2 separate regions of the Homo sapiens genome follow, and region 1 is linked to region 2. Evidence: read pairs that join two places in POLR2A ChIA-PET (ENCODE). Cell type or tissue: K562. All regions are shown on one strand. Each heading gives the region's core, and the rest is flanking DNA. Links, peaks and the distances in the headings are about the cores only. Region 1 overlaps RGS10 (regulator of G protein signaling 10). Region 2 has its middle 26 kb from the start of TIAL1.

Evidence for each region. ChIA-PET counts read pairs that join two places held together with the same protein. Peaks named below come from ENCODE experiments on the same cell type or tissue, not always from the same donor. Only the 100,000 strongest peaks of a DNase experiment are listed, where the experiment ranks them.
Region 1: POLR2A ChIA-PET joins it to region 2 with 5 read pairs; 2 of 35 experiments call an interaction of 5 or more read pairs at or near these places.

The regions. Positions count from the first base shown.
Region 1 is chr10:119,512,697-119,518,077 of GRCh38, reverse strand. RGS10 (regulator of G protein signaling 10) reads left to right here. Exons shown (of 5, transcript NM_001005339.2): 4 at 2,426-2,569. Among named protein-coding and RNA genes, the nearest start is that of RGS10, 27 kb to the left of the region's middle. RefSeq lists enhancers at 1-276, 1,066-1,648 and a silencer at 2,414-2,627. In K562, for the core only: no CTCF peak of the experiment used is centred there; DNase peaks (open chromatin) are centred at 1,297 and 2,387.
Region 2 is chr10:119,620,137-119,625,517 of GRCh38, reverse strand. It overlaps the pseudogene RAD1P1. Among named protein-coding and RNA genes, the nearest start is that of TIAL1, 26 kb to the right of the region's middle. In K562, for the core only: no CTCF peak of the experiment used is centred there; no DNase peak of the experiment used is centred there.

The DNA of each region.
Region 1 (5,381 bases), core at 110-5,109, 110 kb after region 2:
TCTTCTTTTCTGCTCATGTTCTCGGCCTAGACACCAGGCCTTCCCGTGACTGGCTTGTGGTCGCCGTCTCAGGGTTTCCCTTTTCAGTCATACTTCCTAGCTCCGCCGAGATAAGCTGAGCCCTGCAGCTGCTCACAGTGGGCATCTGGTCAGCCAGGGCCTTGAACCCCACATTGTTCTCACGCAGACTCAGGAGGGACAGCCGGTGGAAGAGGGCAGGGCTGAGACCCTCAAAGCTTATATACCTGCAGTCACTGGAACCTACTTCCTCTCCCCCGGCCTCTTCTGCCCCACCTCAAAGACTCAAGCCATTCATTGCACTTCTCTATTTCAGAATCACTCAAGATATCCTGGATTCATGTGTGTATGTGTGTGCGTGTGTGCACGTGTGTGCGTGTGTGTGTGCGTGTGAATGTCAAGGGGAGGAGGGGAGGTCTAAAGTGATTTCTGCCCCCAGACCTCTGCATGGAGTTTGCTCATCTGCCTGGCCGAAATTCTCCTTTCATGAAGTGGCTTTAAAACAGGAAGTGGTTTTCCAAAAGGGTTGCTTCCTGACGGAATGGGGGTGGTGGAGGGAGGCTGTGGCTTCATGGAGCTGGTGGGTCTTGGAGAGGACAGCAGGGCCAGCTCCTAAGTGCCACCCCCTTGGGTCTCGAGGATGGCCCCCAGACCTGTCCCTTAGATAGCCACGCTTGTCTGGAGAGACTCCTGTGTCACTGAGTCTGGCATCGATTCATTGCTCCTATTGACAGTGAAGACAGGGTGGACAGCATGGCTTTCGGTGTTCACCCAACCTGGGCCGTCTCCCTGCAAGTGCTGGTGAGGCTTGCTTTCTCGCAGAACAGGACATGGCCAGGCCGTGGCTTCTCAGGATCTTTTGTCCCCAGTGCCCTGAACTAAAAAAGGGCTACCCTTCCTTCCTTTCATGCCCCAGCTATCAAAACCTTCTGGTGGTTTCCTTAAGGGCAGAAGGTTTGCAGAGCTTGGGATTTCCCAAACCAAGCCCCACAGCACATGCGGAGCCCCAGTTGGGCTCTTGGAGAGAAAGGCAGTTTTCCAGGCCCCCCACACACATGTCATAGCTGTGTGGCTGCATTTTAGAGGCATTTGTTGTCTGCCTTGCTCTGTAGGGTAAGGTCATGCTTTAGACTCTAACGTTCAGAGAAACAGCCCCGCTTTTGCTGTTGGCGAGGTATGAGCACAGGAAGTCTCCTTTCTCTAAAAGAAAATCGAGCCCTCAGGGGAAGTTCTGGAGGAGAGGGCTCCTGCGCCTGCAGCCCCGCCCTGAGGCGCCTGTCCTGAAGACACAGTTCTCACTGTGAAGTCATCTCCTTACCATCAGTGAGTGCTCCTGAGCCAGCCTCGGTTAGTTTCGGGTGAAACAGGAAGCCGGTACCTACTCACGGCTCCTGCTTCCCAGCAGGACTGCACTCGGGACTTGAGGGCGGGCAGCGAGTGTTTTCTCCACTGCTGTGCTCAGTATCTCGTTAGCTAAAAGGAAATGCACCCTGCCTGGGAAGGCCGCATACCGCACAACCTGGAGGGGCCAATGTGTCTTGCGGAAGTGGAACTGAGCAGAATTCAGAGGCCTTGGAGCCAAACAGTCCTAAGGCTCCCGGAAGCTCTCAGATAAGCCATGCCACCTCTCCTGACCTCTGTGTCCTCATGGGGAAAGTGGGGCTAACAGGAAAATGCCCTTTGCTGCATGTCCAGGGGATTAAGGAAATGGGATCCCTCCAAGCAGGTGCCTGCAGCCCAGTGGGCGCTTAATAACTGGTAGGGATAGTAGGTGTGCATACTTTAACTTGATTTTTTTTTTTTTTTTTGAGAGACAGTCTCACTCTGTCACCCAGGCTGGAGTTCAGTGGTGCAATCTCAGCTCACTGCAACCTCTCTTTCCTGGGTTCAAGCAATTCTCCTGCCTCAGCCTCCTGAGTAGCTGAGATTACAGGTTTGCACCACCACGCCTGGCTAATTTTTGTCTTTTTACTAGAGATGGGGTTTCACCATGTTGGCCAGGCTGCTCTCGAACTCCTGACCTCAGGTGATCAATCTGCCTCGGCTTCCCAAAGTGCTGGGATTACAGGCATGAGCCACTGTGCCCGGCCACAGGATGGCTGTAAATGGTACTGAGTGCTCTCTGCGGGCCAGGATTCTTTCTGTCATCACTTCTGAATGGTTAATGCAGCAATTTTGTTCCAGGAGAAGTGGCTGCAGGCGCATGAAGGGGCGGGGGTAGGGGCTTGGCAGTGCAGGCTCTCCCATATAGAAATTCTCTCTGGAGTGGCCTGAGAGCCCCTGGGCTGTGGGGGGTGCCTTTCTCTTGCCACAGCAGCTCCTGTGGGCCTGGCTGGAGGGGAGAGCAGGGCTCAGGCCGGGAAGGCTGTGTGTGCAGATAGCACAAGGCCCCATCTGTCTCCTCCAGATGCAGGAAAAGGCAAAGGAGATCTACATGACCTTTCTGTCCAGCAAGGCCTCATCACAGGTCAACGTGGAGGGGCAGTCTCGGCTCAACGAGAAGATCCTGGAAGAACCGCACCCTCTGATGTTCCAGAAACTCCAGGACCAGGTAACCCGACTTCCCTGCCTGCACCTTGATTTGAAAACCTACATTAATTCCAGGCCTGGAAGAATTTACTGAAACACCCGATGTTAGACTCCCTGGAAACCATCTCATACGGCCGGGCAGACCGAGGTACACTGAGGGGCCATGGTTGGGGAGAGTGGGGACCAGAATTCTAAGCTTGAGATTTGCCCCACAGGAGTCCCCCCAGGCCTGTTTAATCTTGGTCTACACACAGTTTAGACCAGTTTATCTGCCTTCTCAGTCCAGATTAGAGGGGAGGCTGGAGCTATTTGAGGAGCCTGTACTGAGAAAGCAACCTATAATTGCTGAAGGTAAGAATAGACGGAAAACTCCAGAAAGCAAGCAGGAGAACTCAAAGTGGCAGGCTGTTTCTGTGCAAATATCCAGACACCTCCACATACTTCTGGTGGCCTAATGCTGTAAGCTATTAATAGTTCATCATGTAGCCCCTGAGGCATAATGAAAAGGTTAGCATTGGGCAGCATATTCCATGTGAATTCTGATTCACATTTGGCTATTGAAGGAGACTTGCGGAGGGCCTCCTGGAAGTGGTGAATTTGAGCCAGTCGGAAGGACGCATGGGCATTGATTTGCGCTGGGAAAGGGAGTGGAATGTATGGTGAAAAGGCAGTTTTTGTGACTGTAGCCATATGAGGATATCGACCCCACCCTGGACCTCAGAATCTTGTCAGAGCTCCCTAGGGCACTTGAAAGTGCAGCCAGGGTTGCGAACCTGTACTGACCTCTGTGCTCTAGGTATTCTCAGTAATGACAACACTAACTACCATTTCGCTTTTGGTTCTGTGTTTTTGTTCTTTTTTTTTTTTTTTTTTAATACCGAGTCTTACTCTGTCTCCCAGGATGGAGTGCAGTGGCTTGATCTTGGTTCACTGCAACCTCCGCCTCCCAGGTTCAAGCGATTCTCATGCCTCAGCCTCCTGAGTAGCTGGAATTACAGGCGCCCACCACCACACACAGTTAATTTTTGTATTTTTAGTAGAGACAGGGTTTCACCATGTTGACTAGGCTAGTCTCGAACTCCTGACCTCAAGTGATCCACCCTCCTTGGCCTCCCAAAGTACTGTGATTACAGGCGTGAGCCACTGCACCTGGCCTTTTCAGGTTTTTTTCTTTGAAACGAAGTCTCACTCTGTTGCCCAGGCTGGAGTGCAGTGGCTCGATCTCGGCTCACTGCCACCTCTGCCTCCTGAGTTAAAGCGATTCTCCTGCCTCAGCCTCCCTACCAGCTGGGATTACAGGCCTACACCACCACGCCCGGCTAATTTTTTGTATTTTTAGTAGAGACGGGGTTTTACCATGTTGACTAGGCTGGTCCCGAACTCCTGGCCTCAACTGATCCGCCCGCGTCGGCCTCCCAGAGTGCTGGGATTACAGGCGTGAGCCACCACGCCTGGCCCTAACTACCATTTAGGACTGCCCGTTTGAGCCTGATGTCACACTTGGTGTGTATTGTCTCATTTTATCTCCAATGAGTGTTATTATTCCCATTTTGCTGATGAGAAAAGCAAGGTTCAGAGAGATTAAGTGTTTTTTTTAGCATTAAGTCATGCAGGGAGCAAAAGTGCTGGAAGCCAGATTCCCTCTTGTCCATCTGCCTTCAAAGACCATGCTCCCCCCATGACCATCATGGCCTGTGTTGCTCTGCCAGGCTCCTGGGCAGCCTCTTGCTGTTTCTCAAAGCTCGGTGAGGCCCCTGGAGCAGAGGGATTGGAAAGGCTTTGTGAATGCAGGTCATCCCACTTCCCAGGACTGCGGGAGCCAAGGTAGGATGAGGAATGGGAGAGTTCTGACTCCATGCGGTAGCACTGCAGGCTCTGAGAGATCCAGCCCGCCTGCCCAACAGCTCAGAACGGAGCTGGACCTTATGAGTAGGCGTGCCCCTTAGACTCATTCAGTGGGAGGCTTAGCCAGCACAGAAAGGAAGAAACACAGGGGACAGAGGCTGATTGTTTTTTTTTTCTTTTTTAATGACAAAGAATTTTATTTATTTATTTATTTTATTTTATTTTTGCGACAGGATGTCCCTCTGTTGCCCTGGTTGGAGCACAGTGGCATGAACCCGGCTCAGTGCAGCCTTGGCCTCCCGGGCTCAAGTGATCCTCCCACCTCAACCTCCCAAGTAGCTGAGACTACAGGTGTGTGCCACCATGCCCAGCTAATTTTTGTATTTTTTTTGTAGAGATGAACTTTCGCTATGTTGCCCAGGCTATTCTTGAACTCCTGAGCTCAGGCAATTCTCCAGCCTTGGACTCCCAAAGTGTTGGGATTACAGGCAAGAGCCACCAGGCCCAGCCTCAGAAAAATTTTTTAAAATAGTTTTTATCCAACTGTAAGCATCACACATGCTCAGCAAAAGAAACTTGGGAAACAAAAATATAAAGAAGAAATCATTTCTTTATTGCATAATTGCACACTTGGAGATAACCACCAAATAGTATTTTATCTGTAGACTTTCCATCTTTTTTTCTATAAATACACATATGCACATGCCCCTAACAGATGTGGCCTAATAAGTGTAATAATAATGTATATGTTTATGCACACCAAACAGATGTGCAGTCCAAACTGCTGAATGTAAAGCAAGTACTGTTATACTCTGTTGTTAAAAATCTATTATTGGAAGGCTGGGCTCAGTCGCTCACGCCTGTAAACCCAGCACTTTGGGAGGCCAAGGCGTGTGGATCACCTGAGGTCAGGAGTTCCAGAGCAGCCTGGCCAAGATAGCGAAACCCCATCTCTGCTAAAAATACAAAAATTAGCCAGGCGTGGTGGT
Region 2 (5,381 bases), core at 85-5,084:
TAATATATTTATATTTATATATGTAATATATAATATATTTATATTTATATATGTAATATATAATATATTTATATTTATATATGTAATATATAATATATTTATATTTATATATATAATATATAATATATTTATATTTATATATAATATATAATATATTTATATTTATATATATAATATATAATATATTTATATTTATATATATAATATATAATATATTTATATTTATATATATATAATATATAATATATTTATATTTATATATATAATATATAATATATTTATATTATATATATATAATATATTTATATTTATATATATAATATATAATATATTTATATTTATATATATAATATATATATTTATATTTATATATATAATATATAGATTTCTTCTATGTATTATATATGTATATTATATAAACCAATAACACATTACCTATGTTTGCTGTGTTACCATTTTTTATTTTTATTTTATTTTATTTTATTGAGATGGGTCTCATTCTGTCACCCAGGCTGGAGTGCAGTGGTACAGTCTTGGCTCACTGCAACCTCCGCCTCCCGGGTTCAAGCGATTCTCCTGCCTCAGCCTCCGAAGTAGCTGGGATTACAGGCATTTGCTACCACGCACAGCTAGTTTTTTTATATTTTTAGTAGAGATGGGTTTTCACCATGTTGGCAGGTCTCGTCTCAAACTCCTGACCTCACGTGATCCACCTGTCTTGGCCTCCCAAAGTGCTGGGATTACAGGTGTAAGCCACCGTGCCTGGCCCTATGTTACCATTTTTTTTTTGTTTTTTTTTTTTTTGAGATGAAGTCTCACTCTGTCACCCAGGCTGGAGTGCAGTGGCACGATCTTGGCTCACTGCAACCTCCACCTCCCAGGTTCAAGCAGTTCTCTGCCTCAGCCTCCCAAGTAGCTGTGATTACAGGCACCTGCCACCACACCCAGCTAATTTTTATATTTTTAGTAGAGACAGGGTTTCACCATCTTGGCCAGGCTGGTCTTGAACTCCTGACCTTGTGATCTACCTGCCTCAGCCTCCCAAAGTGCTGGGATTACAGGCATGAACCACAGCGCCTGGCCCTATGTTACTATTTTTGAAGAGGTTTTCATACACATCTCATTTGACCCTCTTAGCAACTGACATAGATATATTATTCTAGATTTCAGATATACTTACAGCTACAGATTAACTTTATCTTGAGAACTTTTGCATTAATGCCCAGATAAAGCACATTTTGCAGTTTTTTTCACTTAAATATAGGATCAATATGTTCATTTATTCGACAAATATTTACTGAGTTCCTACCGTGTATAAGAAGTGTGAAGACATAGAAAGGAAGCAAACATTAATCTTGCTTTCAGGGAATTTATAATCTAGTAGTAGGAGCATTAAAACGTACATAAATATCACCTCTGTTGTGAGGCTATAGAAAAAAAACAAGATATACAGAAATAACTAAAACTATGCAGAAACTTCTAAAGCCCTAACACCCGGGACTGGGCAGTGGCCTTGTCCTGGGTGTTGTACTAAAAGCTTTGGTTTTTTTTTTTTTTTTGGAGATGGAGTTTCACTCTTGTCGCCCAGGCTGGAGTCCAGTGGTGCAATCTCGGCTCACTGCAACCTCCGTCTCCTGGGATCAAGTGATTCTCCTGCCTCCAAGTGATTCTCCTGCCTCAGCCTCCTGAGTAGCTGGGATTACAGGTATCCGCCATCACGCCTGGCTAATTTTTTATATCTTTTTAGTAGAGATGGGTTTTCACTATGTTGGCCAGGCTGGTCTTGAACTCCTGACCTCATGATCCACCCACCTCGGCCTCCCAAAGTGCTGGGATTACAGGCGTGAGCCACCGCGCCCAGCCCGTAATCCCCATTTTACAGACAAAGAAATGGCGGCTGGGAGATATTCATTAAGCCATTCCCATGCTTTTAACTGTATTACTCTATTATCTGCAAAACAGATAGTAAAGAAAGGCAGACCAAGATTGGTGTCCATGTATTTTCTGTTTTTTAGTATTGTACTTTATTAAATATAAAAATATTTATATGCCACAAAAATTATTTTAGTGACGACTACCAGAAAAGTACAAAATCACTTAATAACTGGTTTTCTACAGCTTGATTTGCCAAGAAACTTATAAGCAAATGGAAGGTGTCTAATAAGTACTTACTGCAGTTACTTACTGGAATGAACAGTTGTGAGAACAAGAAGAAAACCTGTAACTCTGAAAATTGTTTTGTTTTTTTGTTTTTTTTGAGACAGAGTCTCTCTTGCTCAGGCTGGAATGCAGTGGCACGATCTTGGCTCACTGCAACCTCCACCTCCCAGGTTCAAGCAATTCTCCTGCCTCAGCCTCCTGAGTAGCTGGGACTACTGGCATGCACTGCCACACCCGGCCAATTTTTGTATTTTTAGTAGAGATGAGGTTTCACTGTGTTGGCCAGGCTGGTCTTGAACTCCTGACCTCAGGCAATCTGCCTGCCTCAGCCTCCCAAGGTGCTGGGATTACAGGCATGAGCCACTGCACCTGGCCTGAAAATTATTTTATATCCCATTCATAGATCTCCTCAGAAGGTCTACTTTAAAAATAAATCACATAAAGAATTGTTCAGACTTGTTTGGTGATGCCTCAACTTCAGAACATTTGCAAAGAAATCACATGTAAAAGCAATCATCTCAATACAATTAAATGCTAGTTTTAAAAAAAGTTTCCTTTAAAACAGTGGTTCCCAAAATTTAGCATGCGTCAGAATCTCCTGGGGGAAGCATGTTAAAATATAGAATGCTGGCCTCCTCCCCAGAGTTTGCTACAAGTTTGCAGGTGGTTCTGATGCTGGTGTGGGCACAACACTTTGAGAAGCACTGCTTTAAGATCTAGTCTCTAGAATTCAAACTAATAAGCAATGAGCATATACCTTTGCCTTTTCTAATAGTAAATAAATAAAAGAACATTTCAGGTAGCTGAATAAGTCTTTAGACTCTTGAAATGTTCTACTGAAATAGAACGTATAATTTATTAATCTTGGTTCATAATCATTCCCATGAGTTCAAAAGACAGAACTACAGGACAGTCCTGAATAATTTATGACTACATGAAAACATTTATTTACATGCCCTTTACAAAATGTATTTACAAAACACATAGCAACTATTAGGGTACACAGACCTTGTTTCTATCTTCCCCATGCTTCTTCTCTATAGGAAATACAATATGAAATTATAAAGAGTACTGAACTCAAGGCTGGGCGTGGTGGCTCACGCCTGTAATCCCAGCACTTTGGGAGGCCAAGGCGGGTGGATCACCTGAGGTCAGGAGTTCAAGACCAGCCTGGCCAACATGGTGAAACCTCATCTCTACTAAAATATAAAAATTAGCCAGGCGTGGTAGCGGGCACCTGTAATCCCAGCTACTTGGGAGGCTGAGGCAGGAGAATCGCTTGAACCTGGGAGGCGGAGGTTGCAGTGAGCTGAGATGGCGCCACTGCACTCCAGCCTCAGCGACAGAGTGAGACTCCATCTCAAAAAAGAAAAAAAAAAAAAGTACCGTACTCAGAATGAGAACTTCATCTATCATCAATGTACACATAAATATCAGTGAATCGTCATACTCAAGACTCAGATTAAAGAACTTCTTCATCAGGGCAGCAGTAATATTCCACAAAATATATTGGTCCATCTTCATTTCTAATCATATACTGTAATGAAAGGAAGCCTCGGTTATCTGTCCGAGTAGATACGTGACAAGACAGGACTAATGCCTTTGTAGAGGGTTTCAGTAAGGAAATCTTGCATCTGTTGACCTGGGTCTGATTATAATGCTTCCATCAAATCAGAATCTTTGGGGCGGTCAAGGTGGGAACTTCCTACATTTCCAAAAGTAGATAACCTGAAATAAGGCTTGTCAGGAGACATGGTAATTTGTAGGACCTCACTCGTCATATCCAATTCAGAAAAAGCTTCACAGAGCCCTTCTGACTGCAGAATTTTATCAATAACATTAGTGCTGTAGAAATTAAAGTCCAGGTCCCTTCAGGTTCCTGTGTATTGATTTTGCAGACTGCCACCACTCCTTCTTCTTCCAGGAACAGCATCAAAGGGTAACCATAACCTTGGTAACACATCCGAAGTGCAGTTCAAGTCCCTGGCATAGGACTTGATCCAAAAATAGATAAACAGTCTAAAAGGACAATGAAATTAATTCAAAAAGTAACAGACTCTTCCTGAACTTTAAGCTCTTGAAATATTCCAGCCTGAATAAAAGCATTTGCTTGCACACACTTTGCATTTTCCATTGTTACTTTGATTCCATTTTTAGTTGCGAAACACACAGCACATTTTCGGAAATGAATAGCTTTTAAGATAGTGGAGAGATTCCTAACATTGTCAAGGCTGGCCACAAGACTGTATTGATCATGCTCGTCTTGGATCTGTTGGGTCAGGAGGGGCATCGCCCACTGCACATTCGGCCCCAAGGGATGCTCCTGGGGCCTGTTCCTGCAGATCGCGAAACACCTTTGCAGGGGGATCTGGATGCTGGAGAGCCTCTCCCAGCAAATTCCCTGAGGCGGAGCAAGGCAGCTCCAGGAAACTGCAGAGGAAGTGAAGCAGCCCCTGCCACTCTTCAGATCAGCCTTCCACTTCCTTTCCAAGCATTTTCTTGTAAAGGTAATGAAGAGTTAGTTCATCCAAAGATGATGATCAAATTAGTGGAGGGCCTCTTGAAAACAATCTGTTCTATACTGAAGTCAACTGGGTTCTAGCCACAAGTTGCTTTTACTACTCTTCCCCTTAGATAGTTGGTGGTTTTTGCCAGAGAAGCCCCACTGTTCTCTGTTGGTGCAGCCATTTTTGCACGACTCATCAGGCAGTTTATAGCACAATTTAGAAACACCAGGGATAGCAGAATTACGAATCATGCTGTCTGCTGATGTAAACTCTATTTGGATACAATAATGTTTTTAAATAACCTCAAATACAATTACACCCTGAGGATGGGGCTGGTTGAATGACTACAGGAATATCATTCAGATAGTTCATTAACTAATTACAGAGCACCACAAACAGAGCCTACTGCCAGGGAGGGGCTGTGGGGATGAATCACAGGGCTGAGCTCAGGGGCCAGAGTGATGTTCAGTTCTTTTCTGGTGCTGGCATCACAAGGTGGCACTCTTGACTGAAAGAGGGAGGCTCTTTCCTCCTCTCCTGTCTCTCTAGCACCCGTGGGAAGGTGCTACGCGAGGCCCAGAAATACATGCCAGGGTCATATGGCTTCAAAAAGCTCTCTTCCCTCCCCTCGTCACTCACTGCACTTGTAACTGAAGACAAAGTCTCAGGCAGGGTGCGGTAGCTCCCGCCTGTAATCCCAGCACTTTGGGAAGC